5 separate regions of the Homo sapiens genome follow, and all the other regions are linked to region 4. A link is a contact called in ENCODE Hi-C or POLR2A ChIA-PET data. All regions are on one chromosome and are shown on one strand. The core of a region is the stretch at or near the end of the contact, and the rest is flanking DNA. Distances in the headings are between cores, read along the strand shown.

Region 1 (2,830 bases), core at 1-2,500, 690 kb before region 4:
GAGTGTTTATTGGGCATCGTCTTGCTCGCGCGCGCTCTCCTTGCGTCGTAGGTTGGTTGGAATGCACGTCAATCAATAGCACTCGCCCCACTCTTTCGATCCGGATTGGGTCCCAGAATTGAGGTAACAGGGAGAAATGCTTTTGTAATTCAATTATTAAGAATGTAAAATTTCCGCCGTAGAAGCTGTACCACGTGGTAAGATAGTGTGGCTAGGCCGCGTGACTATTTTAAGCCACTGTTAGGTTAAACTGTAGTACTAATAATTTCATTCTCAGGCCCGAGGGTTTTTGTTTTGTTTTGTTTTTTGAGACAGAGTCTCTCACTGTCGCCCAAGCTGGAGTGCAGTGGCGCGATCTTGACTCACTGCAACCTCCGCCTCCCGGGTTTAAACGATTCTCCTGCCTCAGCCCCTCAAGTAGCTGGGACTACAGGCGCATGCCACCACACCCAGCTAATTTTTGTATTTTTAGTAGAGACGAGATTTCACTACGTTGGCCAGACTGGTGTCGAACTCCTGACCTCAGGTGATCCACCCGCCTCGGTCTCCCGAAGTGCTGGGATTACAGGCATGAGCCACCGCGCCCAGGCTTTTAATCCAGGGGTAGCACAACACCTAGGGAAAAAATTTAATGCTTCCAGTTTGTCTCTGTCTTTGACTCTTAAAGGGCCCAAACGTTGTCCGGCTGTTTACAGCTTTGGTCAATACAGGAGAGAAGGATTCGTCACTTTTCTGAAGGCCCTCCTGCATAGAGGAAACCTGCTGTAACTGGCAGTTTTGTTGTTTGCTACACCCAACTGTAGGGCATCCTTTCTTCTGCATCATTTCCCAGAGGGGCAGGTGTCAGGCCTCTGAGCCCAAGCTAAGCCATCATATCCCCTGTGACCTGCACGTATACATCCAGATGGCCTGAAGCAACTGAAGATCCACAAAGAAGTGAAAATAGCCTTAACTGATGACATTCACCATTGTGATTTGTTTCTGCCCCACCCTAACTGATCAATGTACTTTGTAATCTCCCCACCCTTAAGAAGGTTCTTTGTAATTCTCCCCACCCTTGAGAATGTACTTTGTGAGATCCACCCCCTGCCCACAAAACATTGCTCCTAACTCCACCGCCTATCCCAAAACCTGTAAGAACTAATGATAATCCACCACCCTTTGCTGAACTCTCTTTTCCGACTCATCCCACCTGCACCCAGGTGAAATAAACAGGCTTGTTGTTCACACAAAGCCTGTTTGGTGGTCTCTTCACACGGACACGTGACAGCAGGGAGGGTATACGTGGGGTGGCTCCTCTTCGGGGTTATGACAAGCGAGGCCCAGCGTAGGCAGTGTAGGTCCACTGTGCTTGCCAAACACCAAGAGGGCTGTCATCTGGGTGGATTCTTAGAAATGCAGATTCCTGGCCTGGCACGGTGGCTGTAATCCCAGCACTTTGGGAGGCTGAGGCGGGTGGATCAGCTGAGGTCAGGAGTTCAAGACCAGCCTGGCCAACATGGTGAAACCCCAATCTCTACCAAAAATACAAAAATTAGCCAGGTGTGGTGGCACGTGCCTGTAATCCCAGCTACTCAGGAGGCTGAGGCAGGAGAATTGCTTGAACCTGGGAGGCGGAGGTTGCAGTGAGCCAAGACTGTGCCATTACACTCCAGCCTGGGCAAGAGTGAGACTCCATCTCAAAAAAGAAATGCAAAGAAAAAGCCATGTAAAACCAGAGTATGTCACCGCTGAGGCTGCACATGAATGAGGAGGTGGGCAATTTAAGGAATGGACATATACTGGATTTTTAGGCTTTTTCTACATTTAAGGAGTCAGGGAGTCAAGAATAGAAATTGCGTCTTAGCTGGAATGAATGGGAAGTGGCCACGGCTGACAAAACCATGTCGAAGCCAAAAGTGCTGGCCCCTCGATGAATGTTTCCACTTCATATATCCAGGCAGCAGCAGAGTAGACTGCAGCTGACCGTACAGACATAAACTTGAGTAAGGGAGACACTGTGATTTCAAACTTGAAGGGACTAAGTTACATAAAATTCTTGTAAAATGGACAAAAGTTATTTTGTTTCAACCACAAGTATTTATTGATGGATCGAAGATACAATTTTAATGGAACAATAAGGCACAACCGTGGATTAAAACACTTTGCTATACAGCCAAAAGGGGGGAAAATCTATAACCTTAGGAACTTTATGCCAATCAAGAAGCCTCTAAAGTACCTCTCTAATAGATCAGTATCAGACATTCTTCCCTTTTACATAATTCCTATATTACATCACTTAATCATAAAATCTGACTGATACTTCATAAAGAATTCCTCATTCATTTATATTTGAGCCATCCAGCCTGGCTACTCCCCTGTTCTCCACCCTTTTCCATCACTTTGCAGTGGTATTTTTTAGCAATCTTCAATAGTTTTCCAAAGCAAGGAAACAAGCAAGCAAGCAATGAGTCAGAAAGTCAACCAAGGGCAGATGTGTGGCTAAATACACTCATAGAGACATACATTAGGATAGCAATAGCCTGATTCACTGAAGTCTAAACTAAGCTGACTTGGCAGAAAAGTTGCTGTGGCTCGCTCAAAGATCTGTAATGCCACCTTAGGTTGTGCTACTAGTGCCAGACCTCTTGTTTTTAAGGGATTAGCAGTGGTCTAAACAAGAAGCCAGGGAGCTAATGTAACCAGGCAGCTAATGACACAACAGTCAATGCTTTGGACATGTATTAGGAGCAGACTATGGCTTCCGTCATTAACATTTGCCAAGTGTAAAATTCATAAAGAATTTTGCGGCTGAGCACGGTGGCTCATGCCTGTAATCCCAGCACTTTGG
Region 2 (2,700 bases), core at 201-2,700, 550 kb after region 4:
CTCATTTCCTGCCCTGTCTCTCTACAGTGCATTCTCCACAACACAGACAGGGGGATCTTTAAAAAATATAAATCAGATTTTCAGTGTTCTGTTGAAAACTTCCTTAACGAGTCTTCTCTTTGTATCTAGAACAAAATCCAGGCTTACTATGGTCACGGGCCCTACATAATCTGGTCCCCAGCTACCTCTCCATACTCCTTTACTCCTTGCTCCACAAGCCCTCCTCACCCCCACCCGCACCTGCCAGTCTTACAGACACAGGGCAACTTGTTTCCCCTTTGAAGGTTTTGCTCTAGCCGTTCCCTGTGTCTGAAACACTGTGTCCCTAGATCTTTGGATGGCTGGTCCTTTCAGCTTTCAACTCAAAGTTCTCCTTTTCGACGAGAACTCCCCTGACCCCAACCCAGGCAGTCCCCTTCCCACTCTCATTATACAGCCCTGCTTAGGCTGTCTCACGGAATTCATTATCTGAAGCTGTACTACTTACTTGTTTGCTTCATTGTTTATTTCCTCCCTGCCCCTTTAACCCAACTTCCAGGAAACCAGGAACTTAGCTTTTCTTATCCTGCTGCATCCCCAACCTCTACAACCGTGCCTGGCACAGACTGAGAGGCACTCAGCGAAAACCTCTTGTGTGGTGGAATGCTTGACTTTATAGAGGGCCCAGGGTTCAAGTTGGCTAGTGGCAGAGAGGGCTTACAACCTAGTTCTCCTGACTAATCAGAGGTAGAACTAAAGACTGGGCTCCAGCCCCTCATTTTTTTTTTTTTTTTTTTTTTTTTTGAGACGGAGTCTCGCTCTGTCTTCCAGGCTGGAGTGCAGTGGCGCGATCTCAGCTCACTGCAAGCTCTGCCTCCTGGGTTCACGCCATTCTCCTGCCTCAGCCTCCCGAGTAGCTAGGATTACAGGTGCCCGCCACCACGCCCGGCTAACTTTTTTGTATTTTTAGTAGAGACAGCGTTTCACCGTGTTAGCCAGGATGGTCTCAATCTCCTGACCTCGTGATCCACCCGCCTCGGCCTCCCAAAGTGCCGGGATTACAGGCGTGAGCCACCACGCCCGGCCCAGCCCTTCTGGCTAGAGCTGCAGGTCAGCGTTTAGGGAGAGTTTAAAGGATCTCTACAGGAACTTATAATGACAATAATGAAAAGAACAATAGCTGATACCTACTGAACACGCTCTATGTGCCAGGCACTGTTCTACGTATTTAATCTGAGTTTCATTTACGCTTCACGACCACACTGCGCGGTAGATACTATCATTACCCTTACTTTATGGATAAGGAAACTGAGTCACTGAGTTGTTAGGTTACCTGCCCAGCATACAGCTGAATATAAATCGTACGCTGCTATCAAAACTTTCTTTTGCTCTCACTCCGTCACACTGGCTGGGGTGAGACGATTTCTCGCATGTGACGACCCAGGACAGCCCCAGCGCCTCCGGGTCACAGGCCCCCGGACGTCCCAGGGCGCGGGCGCTAGGCGGGCGGGGAGGGGGGAGGGCGCAGGCCGGGATTGGTGGAAGAGAAGAGATTGGTGGAAGACAATGGAAGTCTAGTAGCGGAAGTCCCGCCCAGCCTAGGCCGAACTTCCGGCTCTCACTGCTAGGGGCTTAAGCGGAGGGAGTCGAGCCAGCGTCGCCGCGATGGTGTTGTTGGAGAGCGAGCAGGTATGGCTAGGCCTGGCCGGCCGAGGGAAGGGGGCGGCTCAGGCGTTACTCGAGACCTGTGCCTCCTGCAGGAGGACCAGGGCCTTGACGCGGCAGGACGAGGATTTGGGGCTGGCTAACGGGGCTGGGCCTGTTGTTTTCCAGTTCCTGACGGAGCTGACCAGACTTTTCCAGAAGTGCCGGACGTCGGGCAGCGTCTATATCACCTTGAAGAAGTGTAAGCAGCGGGAGGGGAGCCGGGCGATGCTCCCTGGGTTCCCGGTGTCTGGGAGCCACCGGAGTCTGTCTGCCGCGGACCGCCGCCTTCCTCTACCTTTCCCCACCCTGTACTGAGCACATTCGGGGCTTCGGGCCCGGAAAATAGTAGGGATTGTAGCTGGCTCAGTCCCCAGCACTGAGCCGCCTAGGTTGCTTCTGGTAACAATGGGCCCCAAGCAGCCCAGGGCTCTTTGTCAGGGATCCCAGACGCCGCCACTTTGAGTGGAATTTAACGTGCTTCGATATTACATGTTTCCGTCGTGGAAATAATAGTTTCTCCAGGGTTTCGCCAGACCGTGATAGCAGATGAGGTGTTTAACAAAACTAGAGCAGCGGGGCTGGGTTAGGTCATCACTTACCCCACTCCTCTGTTTTAACTGTTTGTCTGCCGCTCAGCCACGTACGCGGCCGTGTTCACCAGGATGCATTTTTTCCTTCAGATGACGGTCGAACCAAACCCATTCCAAAGAAGGGTACTGTGGAGGGCTTTGAGCCCGCAGACAACAAGTGTCTGTTAAGAGCTACCGATGGGAAGAAGAAGATCAGCACTGTGGTGAGCTTAATTTCTAAGGCTGTCTTTTGAAATGTAAAGACTTGAACTTAACAGAGGATGGGGCGTTTCTGAACCAGGCTTTTATTTGTTTTTCCCTTTTGCCCTGTGTGGCTATTTTTGAGACCAGGACCTTCCTATACTTTAGTAGTGGAAACCTCAAGAATAAAATAAGAAGGTAGAGGTCAGACAGTCGTTAGTTCTGCTAAAGCTCTTGTGGAAAT
Region 3 (2,717 bases), core at 148-2,647, 840 kb before region 4:
AGGTGGAGGTTGCAGTGAGCCGAGATCACACCACTGCACTCCAGCCCGGGCGACAGTGCAAGACTCTGTCTCAATACAAAAAAAAGAAAAGAAAACCCACAATAGTATGGAGACAGCAAAGACTCTCTTAACAGTGTGAAAGATACAAGATGCACTTCCCACAACTTGAGGATTGTATAGGAAGTTACTGGGAAAACTCACAGCAAGATTACTTTTTAGCTCAGTCCTTTATATTCTTTTTGTTTGTTTTTGGAGATGAAATCTTGGTCTGTCGCCTAGACAAGAGTGCAGTGGTATGATCTTGGCTCACTGCAGCCTTTGCCTCCCAGGTTCAAGCGATTCTCCCACCTCAGCCTTCCAAGTAGCTGGGACTACAGGCATGCACCACCACGCCCAGCTAATATTTTGTATTATTAGTAGAGACAGGGTTTCATCATGTTGCCCAGGCTGGTCTTGAACCTCTGAGCTCAGGCAATCTACCTGCCTCACCCTCCCAAAGTGCTAGGATTACAGGTGTGAGCCACGATGCCCAGCCAGTCCTTTACATTCTTATTGAGGGCTCATAATAGCTGAATAGACCAATATGCAACAAAAAAGTCTTCCCACCCTGTCTCTACTAAAAATACAAAAGATTAGTTGGGTGTGGTGCCACGCGCCTGTAGTCCCAGCTATTTGGGAGGCTGAGGCTGGAGAATCGCTTGAACCCGGGAGGTGGAGGTTGTAGTGAACCAGAGGTTGCAGTGAGCCGAGATCGCGCCACTGCACTCCAGCCTAGGGGGCAGCGAGACTCTGTCTCAAAAAAAAAAAAAAAAAAAAAATTAGCCAGACATGGTGGCATGCACCTGTAATCCCAGCTACTCACGAAGCTGAGGCAGGAGAACTGCGTGAACCCAGGAGGTAGGGATGGCAGTGAGCTGATATCGTGCCACTGCATTCCAGCCTGGGCAATAGAGCAAGACTCTGTCTCAAAAAAAAAAAAAAGAAAAGAAAAAATAAAATAAATTAAATTAAATTAAAAACAAAGAAAAAATAAGGAAAAGATACATGGTCCTTGACCTCATGGAATTTAAAATCAAGTATGGGAGACAAACAATGAACAAGTAAAGAAACAATGAATTCCATCTAATGGTAAGTGTTAAGAAGGAAGTGAATCAAATGAGTGCAGGGGCTATCTGCAGTAGGGTGGTTAGAGAGGCTTCTCTGAGGCACTGAGGCTGAGACTAGAAACTTCACGAGAGGAAAAGATGGTACAGTTTTCTGGACAGAGGCCTTCAGATGGAACAGCTAAGGCCCTGAAGCTGATAACAGCTTGGCTTAGTCAAAGAACTGAAAGAGAAACTGTGACTAAAGTTTAGCAGGCAAGCAGGAGAATTGAATGCGGTGGGTTAGTGGTAAGAAGAAAACATATCTTTCTGAGCTTTATAAAACAGGGTGAGGAGCATGGAAGTTAGGCAGTGGGAAGCCATCAAATGGTTTGAAGCAGGGGAGTAACCCAATCCAGCAAGGGTTTTAAAAGAGCACTCCTGGAAAGAGAGAGAGAGAGAAAAAAAAAAAAAGAGCACTACAACTGGTAGATGAACAGACTAGAGGGGCCAGGGTGGAAGTACAGAGAGGACTCAGAAGGAACCCACAGCAGTCGCATTAAACAAGTAGCCACAGGGACAGAGAGAAGTGGAAGGATCTACGAGATGACGAGGAAAAAAGAGTAATTCGCAGAGCTTTAAATCCGAGAAGTTACTTCCTAGTGTCCCTTTCATAGCAAAACTGTTGGTTGATTTAAACAGTGAATATTGGCTGGGCGTGGTGGCTCACAGGTGGCTTACAGGTGGCCTGTAATCCCAGTACTTTGGGAGGCCAAGGTAGGAGGAAGGATCCCTTGAGCCCAGGAATTTGAGACCAGCATGGGCAACACAGGGAGACCCTGTCTCTACAAAAAATTAAAAATCAATTCGCTGTGGCCAGGAGTGGTGGCTCACGCCTGTAATCCCAGCACTTTGGGAGGCCAAGATGGGCAGATTACTTGAGGTCAGGAGTTTGAGACCAGCCTGGCCAACATGACGAAACCCCGTCTCTACTAAAAATACAAAAAGTAGGCAGATGTGGTGGCATATGCTTGTAATCCCAGCTACACAGGAGGCTGTGGGAGAACTGGTTGGGCCCAGGAGGCAGAGAGGTTGCAGTGAGCTGAGATCACACCACTGCACTCCAGCCTGGGCAACAGAGCAAGACTCTGTCTCAAAATAAATAAATAAATTAGCTGGGCATGGTGGCACACACCTGTGATCCCAGCTACTCCAGAGGCAGAGGAGGGAGGATCACTTGAAGCCAGGAGGTCAAAGCTAGAGTGATCCATGACCACGTCACTGCACTTCAGCTTGGGTAACAGAGTGAGACCCTGTCTTCAAAAAAAAAAAAAGGAGTAGGGGGCCGGACACGGTAGCTCACACTTGTAATCCCAGCACTTTGGGAGGCTGAGGTGGGCGGATCACAAGGTCAGGAGATCGAGACCATCCTGGCTAACACAGTGAAACCCCGTCTCTACTAAAAATACAAAAAAATTAGCCGGGTGTAGTGGCGGGCACCTGTAGTCCCAGCTACTCGGGAGGCTGAGGCGGGAGAATGGTGTGAACCCAGGAGGCAGAGCTTGCAGTGAGCTGAGATCACGTCATTGCACTCCAGCCTGGGCAACAAAGCGAGACTCCATCTCAAAAAAAAAA
Region 4 (2,700 bases), core at 113-2,612:
CTTTTACAGTCTATTATTTAACATCGAACACATCATTAATACTACCATTCCAAACATTTTAATTCAATTTACATGTATTTATCATCTTGTAAAGATTTCCAGCCATTCGCAAAGTCAAGAATTATACTGCTTTGACCCTAACCTTTAATTACCAAAATTTTACCACATATTAACTCCCATCTGTAAATCATCTCTCCAACCAACGTCCACCTCAAATGCGGTCTTCTCCACAAATCCATCACCAAAAGCATCAAATAAGCTCTCCCTTTTCCGTGCTCCCACACCACTTTAGAATGTCCTATAATCTTTTACATTCTGTCTTGTATTCTAGTTATTTGTGTATATTAGTTATTTCCCTTTGTAAACCCCTCTAGGTTTGGGAATCATCTGTCCCCGGCCCTATCACAGGATAAGGAACCCAATAAATATCTACAGGATTCGACGGAAGTGAAAACATCAATTTTAATATCTAGACTGGAATAAGCTTCTGCTTTGGTCTTCATCCACATCCTTTATCTGTTAATGCCTATTAAACCTATCTGTAAAATTCCAATCGGCAATACTTTTTCCTCCCTCAAACTTGAGTATTTAAATAAACGTGAAGAATAAGGGCTTAAATCCTGAGGAATAATGAACAGAAGAGGATTTTTAAAAACTAATTTGCGCAGTACTAATATTGACTTCATTTGTTAAGGTTATTATACTTGCAGAAAACGAAAAATCTGTTACGTGCGGCCAGCACTCCGAGCAGACACCTTAAACCACGAAGAGCTGAGAATTTTAAAATCACTCATTGCTGTCACTTCATTTAGAGCCAAAAAAAGCTTAAGTGAGAAATACAAACAGCCGAGAGGTCCCTAGGGAAGAGCGGCAGGGGTGCAAGAAGAGTCCGCGAGCCCTGACAGAGGACGGCAGGGCGGGGCGGAAGAGGACGCCAAGAGAGCGACGGACAAGCAACCCGAGCCGGGTGGCCGGAGGGGCCGAGGTGCAGGCGGAGAAGTGTTAGGGAAGCGGGAGGCGGCACAACGTACAGGCCGAGGAGGGGAAAAAGGGCACAGTGTGCCCGGCCCGGGGCAGGGGCGTCTACTCGGCCCGGCGCTAACGGAGGCCGCCAGGCTGAGGGAGCGTACCCTACCTCCCACCGCAGGAACTTCAGGGCGCCCAGACAAAACCCGAAGCCTTCCCTGAAGCCCAGAACGAAAGAGTCATTCTCTTTACCTGCCGCGGCAAACCTCCTCGACAAATTTTGCGCAGACTTGTTTGGGGTCCACACGCTCTGAGTTTCCTTAGAGCGGAAACAGACAGCCGCCTCTAGCAGTCCGCTCACAACGCCCGGCTCGCCTCAGTGAAGTATTCAAATCTAACCGCCTAGGTGATGCGCACGCGCAAAGCGGCTCTACGCGTCGGCTCCGCCCCTTAGGTTCCAGACCAACCCTATTTCTAAGACTCCTTTAGGGAAACTACTTTCCCAGACTCCGTGCCAATTTTATTTCCTTCAGCTTTATCTCTTTTTCGACCGAATTTCCTCTGCCCCTCCCCAGTGGAGACCTCCCCCACAATCGTGGGAGCGGCCATCTTCTTTCGATTGCTTGCTATGGAAGTGATTGGACTTTGGCTTCCGTACAAAATGGCGGCTTCCATAACATTGCGTCACAGCCCCTTGATATTACTCCCTATAGCAATCAGGAAACAGTAACTTACCGGGACGAGGTGGCCGAGTGGTTAAGGCGATGGACTGCTAATCCATTGTGCTCTGCACGCGTGGGTTCGAATCCCATCCTCGTCGATGTGGTGGCTTACTTTTGCTTGTAACCAAAGTAAATTTGCAGAGCAGAATAAATTTTTTAATAACCAAAGTAAATTTGCAGAGCAGAATAAATTTTTTAATAACCAAAGTAAATTTGCAGAGCGGAAAAACTTGAATACTTATTATTTATTACTCAATTAATCTGGCACCATCAGTTTCAGGCCTGAAATGTTGAAATACAGTATTTGGAACGTTCTGACATCACAGATAAAGAAAAGGGAGGGAAAGAGACTTTCCAGGAATCAGAAATCATGCTGGATTTAATTTCTTTTTATATGGAGTTAACAACAGTGAATAGAATTCCACAATTATTACCATCCCATATGTTCCAATGCTGCTCTGTTCCAACTTTAACACAGCTCCTAACTGAGGAGTTTCAATTATTGTAGACTGTTACTCTGGGGTTTTTAACACCTGTCCTGATTATGAGATACCAGGTTTCACTTCAAAAGCTACCATGAGACACTTTATCCGGTATTTATTATCTACAGGCACCACATGTTTTACATGAATTACATCACTATAACCCTTGATCATGACAAATATTTTTATTACTCCATTTTACAGATGAGGAGACTGAAAGATTAGCTTGCCCGAGGTTATACAGCTTCTAAATTGAAGAAAGGAGAGTGTAACCCAAATCTACTAGACGCTGGCTTAATCACCCTTCTAATCTGTGCTGTAGATTAATAATTAGTATTTATCAATCCTACACTGTGCTGTAGATTAATAATCAGTATTTATCAATCTTTTGCAGTCATGGTTTACAGATTGTCTCCTCCACAAGGCTGTCTGCATTGCACCATGCTCCACAACACGGCCTCTGGCAGGTGCTTCAGCAAGGTTTGGGCACTGAGTATGGAAAGCAGTGGCCCCATTCTCTGCTGGCTCCA
Region 5 (2,765 bases), core at 119-2,618, 810 kb after region 4:
ATTTCCTGTGCTGGTTTTCAACTTGACATTGGTGAATTTCTTCAGTAACATCTCTAGGTCGGCTGCTAAGTTTTAATTCTCATAGGAGGATTAGGATACTTTCTCCCATTTTCTTCAGTTTGCAACTTTTTTTCTTTTGAGATTTGGAAAGCCACATAAATTCCCTGAGAAATGCTGGGAAGAAATCCCTGCACAGAAACACTAACAATGAGGACAGTGAGGCTGGAACCAGGTTTACCAGGGGAAAGCAGTAGGTAGGAGTGGAGGTCAGAGAGCCAACAGAAAGCCTTATCATTTAGAGATGATGTCAGTATGAACCTGAATGGAAGCACTGAAGTTGTGACGAATGTTTGGATTCTGAATATATTTTGAATGTTGAGCTGATAGGACAAATAGATTGTAGAGTGAGAGAGGAAGAAGAATTGAGGATGACTCCAAGGTTTTTGGTCTAGGCATGGCAGGCTGAAATTACCATTTGCTGAGATGGATAGAAAGTGGGTGGGGGACTCTGGAGAAGTTGTTTTTTCCCGTGTTAAGTTTGAGATGCTTACACATCTAAGTGGATATGCCAAATAGGCAGTTAGGTAAAGGAGTCTGGAGTTCAGGGAAGTCTGGGCTGGTGATAAGATGCAGGATTCAGGAGCATAGGGATGGCATTTATAGCCAGGTTTTTATACCCAGCACTCGCCTAGACTGCAGCTGTGTTCTTTCGGCAACTCAGCCTACGACTATTTGCTTCGCTGAAAAAAAACCACATCGTACCTAGTTAAAACAATGAGGACAAAGGGGCCATGAATGTGAAAATGCCCTGTAAACGGTAATGTGCTGTTCAGACTGGAAAGCAGGAGAAATGATGGCAATGGAGGTGAGGAAAATCAGTTTGTGGACGTAGGGAAATAATTTTCGTGCACTGAGAATTAGAGAAACTACGAAATGAAAGAAGGTGCAAAAAGCAATTATAACTCTTTTTGGACTGTAGCCGAATCTGTGCAAAACTCATATTTTTAAAATTTCCATAGCACCCCAAATTTACTAGAGCTTCACATACATGGTCTTTTTGAGCTGCACAAGTCTTGTAAGAAGGGAATTATTATTGTTCCCATTTTACGGAGGAGGAAACTGTGCTCGGAGAGGATAACTGACCTGTAAGGCATCACAGCAATATGAGGGACAGAGATACACAAGCATCCAGACGTCCGCGTTCCGAATCCAACCTAAAGACGAAAAATCGCTCCCAACCCCCACCGTCGGCAGCGAAGACGGAAGGACACACGCCGGCCGTCCCAGCTCGCAGGGCTCCAACAGCCGCCGGCCCCGGTCCCATTTCCGGATGGTACAGCCCTTTCCGCTATCGCGAGACCGGAAGCATCGCGCATCTGGTTGCCAGGGAAACAGCGGTCCCACAGGCAGGAGGGATCTGGACCGGCGGCTTCTTCCACTACCAGAGAGGCTGAGGTGGCGGGAGAGACCCCTCTCCTCTGGGGGTAAGTGGCTGGCGCGGCGAGTGTCTGCGGCGCGCTTCTGCGGCCATCTGCGCCCTGACTGACGGCGGCCAGTTCCTCGAGGAGGCCCGGCGGGAAGGTGAGGGGCCGCGCAGATGAGGGCGGAGCTCGGTCGCGGGGCGGTGCGCCGAGGAGTGGGCGGGGCGGAGCTGCGTCGGGCCGCTTGGCATGTAGATGGACTGTCAGGGAGAGCGGACAGGGCCAATGAGAGGGCGGGGGCGGGCTCATTGGGGGCGGGGCCCCAGCGGCTTCTGCCTCCGCGGAGGCTATTTCTCCAGGAATCACCTAACATTAGGACCTGTAACCAAGGCTTCTACTTTCCCGAGATTTGGATCTTCCCACCAAGATCTAGAACTGATCACCAGCCATTTAAACTAGACCGTAAACGGCAAAGGATGCAAATAGGCATTTCACAGGAAAAATAAAAAGATGCAAACAGCAAACAATTGATTAGAGACTCAACTTTTCTCGTGAAGAAATGTAAACCAAATTCACAGATACCTTTTACACCTATGAGACTGGAGAAGATGAAACAGCTTTGACATAACCAGATGGGCCCCAGCCCAGTGTAGGGGAAGTAGTGTAATTTGGTGCAGCCTTTTTGGAGTACAATTTGGCGAACTACCAAAATTTGAAACATAAGTGTTCTTTGACTCAGCAATTCTAATATATTTTATGGATGTATGAGCATAACTAAAGAAAGATTGGCACAAATATATTAACTTAAAATTGAGGTATAACTTACTTATGGTAAGCCTCACCCATTTAATCTACAGTTCTGTGAGTTTTGACAAATGTATACAGTTATGTAATTACCAACCACCACAATCAGCATACGGAAGTTTCATCATGAACCCCAAATTCCCTAGTGCTCTTTGTATTTAATCCCTCCCCTAACGCCATCCCTGGCAACAACTTCCTAGTTTTTTGTTCCTGTAATTTTGCCTATTCCAGAATGTCATATTGATGGAAGCAAACACCCTGTGGCCTTTTGAATCAGGCTTCTTTCAGCTTAGCATCATGCAGTTGCTATTCATTCATGTTCTGTGTATCAGTTGTTCCTTTATGTTGCTGAGTAATAGTCCATTGTATGGATCTACGGTAGTATATTTATCCATTTCCTACTTGAGGCATATTTGGATGAGTTCTTTCCAGTTGTTGGCTATTATTGATGAAGCTGGTATAAATATTCATGTACAGGTTTTTTTTTGTGTGTGTGAATATGTTTTCATTTCTTGGGTAAATATGAATGAGATTGTGGAG

The links. A loop is a pair of places that touch in the nucleus more often than their neighbours do. ChIA-PET counts read pairs that join two places held with the same protein, here RNA polymerase II (POLR2A). Pooled maps may share reads with other maps.
Region 1: a pooled map shows a loop between it and region 4 (19-fold over the local background). The contact joins the promoter of OIP5-AS1 here to the promoter of KNL1 in region 4. A Hi-C loop is called at or near these places in 3 of 37 single-sample maps with no recorded cell type and 13 of 50 pooled maps. POLR2A ChIA-PET finds 5 or more read pairs at or near these places in 1 of 52 experiments (activated B cell).
Region 2: a loop to region 4 is called in a map of CD8-positive, alpha-beta T cell, with 11 times the contacts of the local background. The contact joins the promoter of SRP14-DT here to the promoter of KNL1 in region 4. A Hi-C loop is called at or near these places in 1 of 168 maps with a recorded cell type or tissue (CD8-positive, alpha-beta T cell) and 5 of 50 pooled maps. POLR2A ChIA-PET finds 5 or more read pairs at or near these places in 1 of 52 experiments (A673).
Region 3: a loop to region 4 is called in a pooled map, with 3 times the contacts of the local background. The contact joins the enhancer-like site here to the promoter of KNL1 in region 4. A Hi-C loop is called at or near these places in 1 of 37 single-sample maps with no recorded cell type and 6 of 50 pooled maps. POLR2A ChIA-PET finds 5 or more read pairs at or near these places in 3 of 52 experiments (GM10248, IMR-90 and OCI-LY7).
Region 5: a map of CD8-positive, alpha-beta T cell shows a loop between it and region 4 (18-fold over the local background). The contact joins the promoter of FSIP1 here to the promoter of KNL1 in region 4. A Hi-C loop is called at or near these places in 2 of 168 maps with a recorded cell type or tissue (CD8-positive, alpha-beta T cell and naive thymus-derived CD4-positive, alpha-beta T cell) and 6 of 50 pooled maps.

Annotation. Positions count from the first base shown.
Region 1 is chr15:41,281,117-41,283,946 of GRCh38, reverse strand. OIP5-AS1 (OIP5 antisense RNA 1) reads right to left here and starts at 1,250. Exons shown (of 5, transcript NR_152821.1): 1 at 1,229-1,250. It overlaps CHP1 (calcineurin like EF-hand protein 1), which reads right to left. Exons shown (of 7, transcript NM_007236.5): 7 at 2,060-2,830. RefSeq lists an enhancer at 321-1,062.
Region 2 is chr15:40,038,061-40,040,760 of GRCh38, reverse strand. SRP14-DT (SRP14 divergent transcript) reads right to left here and starts at 1,450. Exons shown (of 3, transcript NR_040060.1): 1 at 1,313-1,450. SRP14 (signal recognition particle 14) reads left to right here and starts at 1,580. Exons shown (of 5, transcript NM_003134.6): 1 at 1,580-1,668; 2 at 1,813-1,885; 3 at 2,367-2,479. The coding sequence starts at 1,645. LOC124903471 (a long non-coding RNA gene) reads right to left here. Exons shown (of 2, transcript XR_007064596.1): 2 at 2,352-2,700. RefSeq lists a silencer at 1,377-1,586 and enhancers at 672-1,616, 1,667-1,846, 1,867-1,916, 1,617-2,562.
Region 3 is chr15:41,428,276-41,430,992 of GRCh38, reverse strand. All of the region lies in intron 1 of RTF1 (RTF1 homolog, Paf1/RNA polymerase II complex component), which reads right to left. Among named protein-coding and RNA genes, the nearest start is that of RTF1, 13 kb to the right of the region's middle. RefSeq lists an enhancer at 1,200-1,419. Within about 2 kb of position 1,397, at least 3 of the 41 ENCODE cell types and tissues checked have a DNase peak (open chromatin) inside an H3K27ac peak, as active enhancers do.
Region 4 is chr15:40,592,911-40,595,610 of GRCh38, reverse strand. It overlaps KNL1 (kinetochore scaffold 1), which reads right to left and starts at 1,362. Exons shown (of 26, transcript NM_144508.5): 1 at 1,219-1,362. TRS-GCT4-2 (tRNA-Ser (anticodon GCT) 4-2) reads left to right here and starts at 1,705; the gene lies at 1,705-1,786. RefSeq lists enhancers at 883-1,202, 1,423-1,642 and a silencer at 1,763-1,812.
Region 5 is chr15:39,781,444-39,784,208 of GRCh38, reverse strand. FSIP1 (fibrous sheath interacting protein 1) reads left to right here and starts at 1,368. Exons shown (of 12, transcript NM_152597.5): 1 at 1,368-1,581. It overlaps LOC105370941 (a long non-coding RNA gene), which reads right to left and starts at 1,303. Exons shown (of 1, transcript NR_135665.1): 1 at 1-1,303. RefSeq lists an enhancer at 1,129-1,258 and a silencer at 1,559-1,738.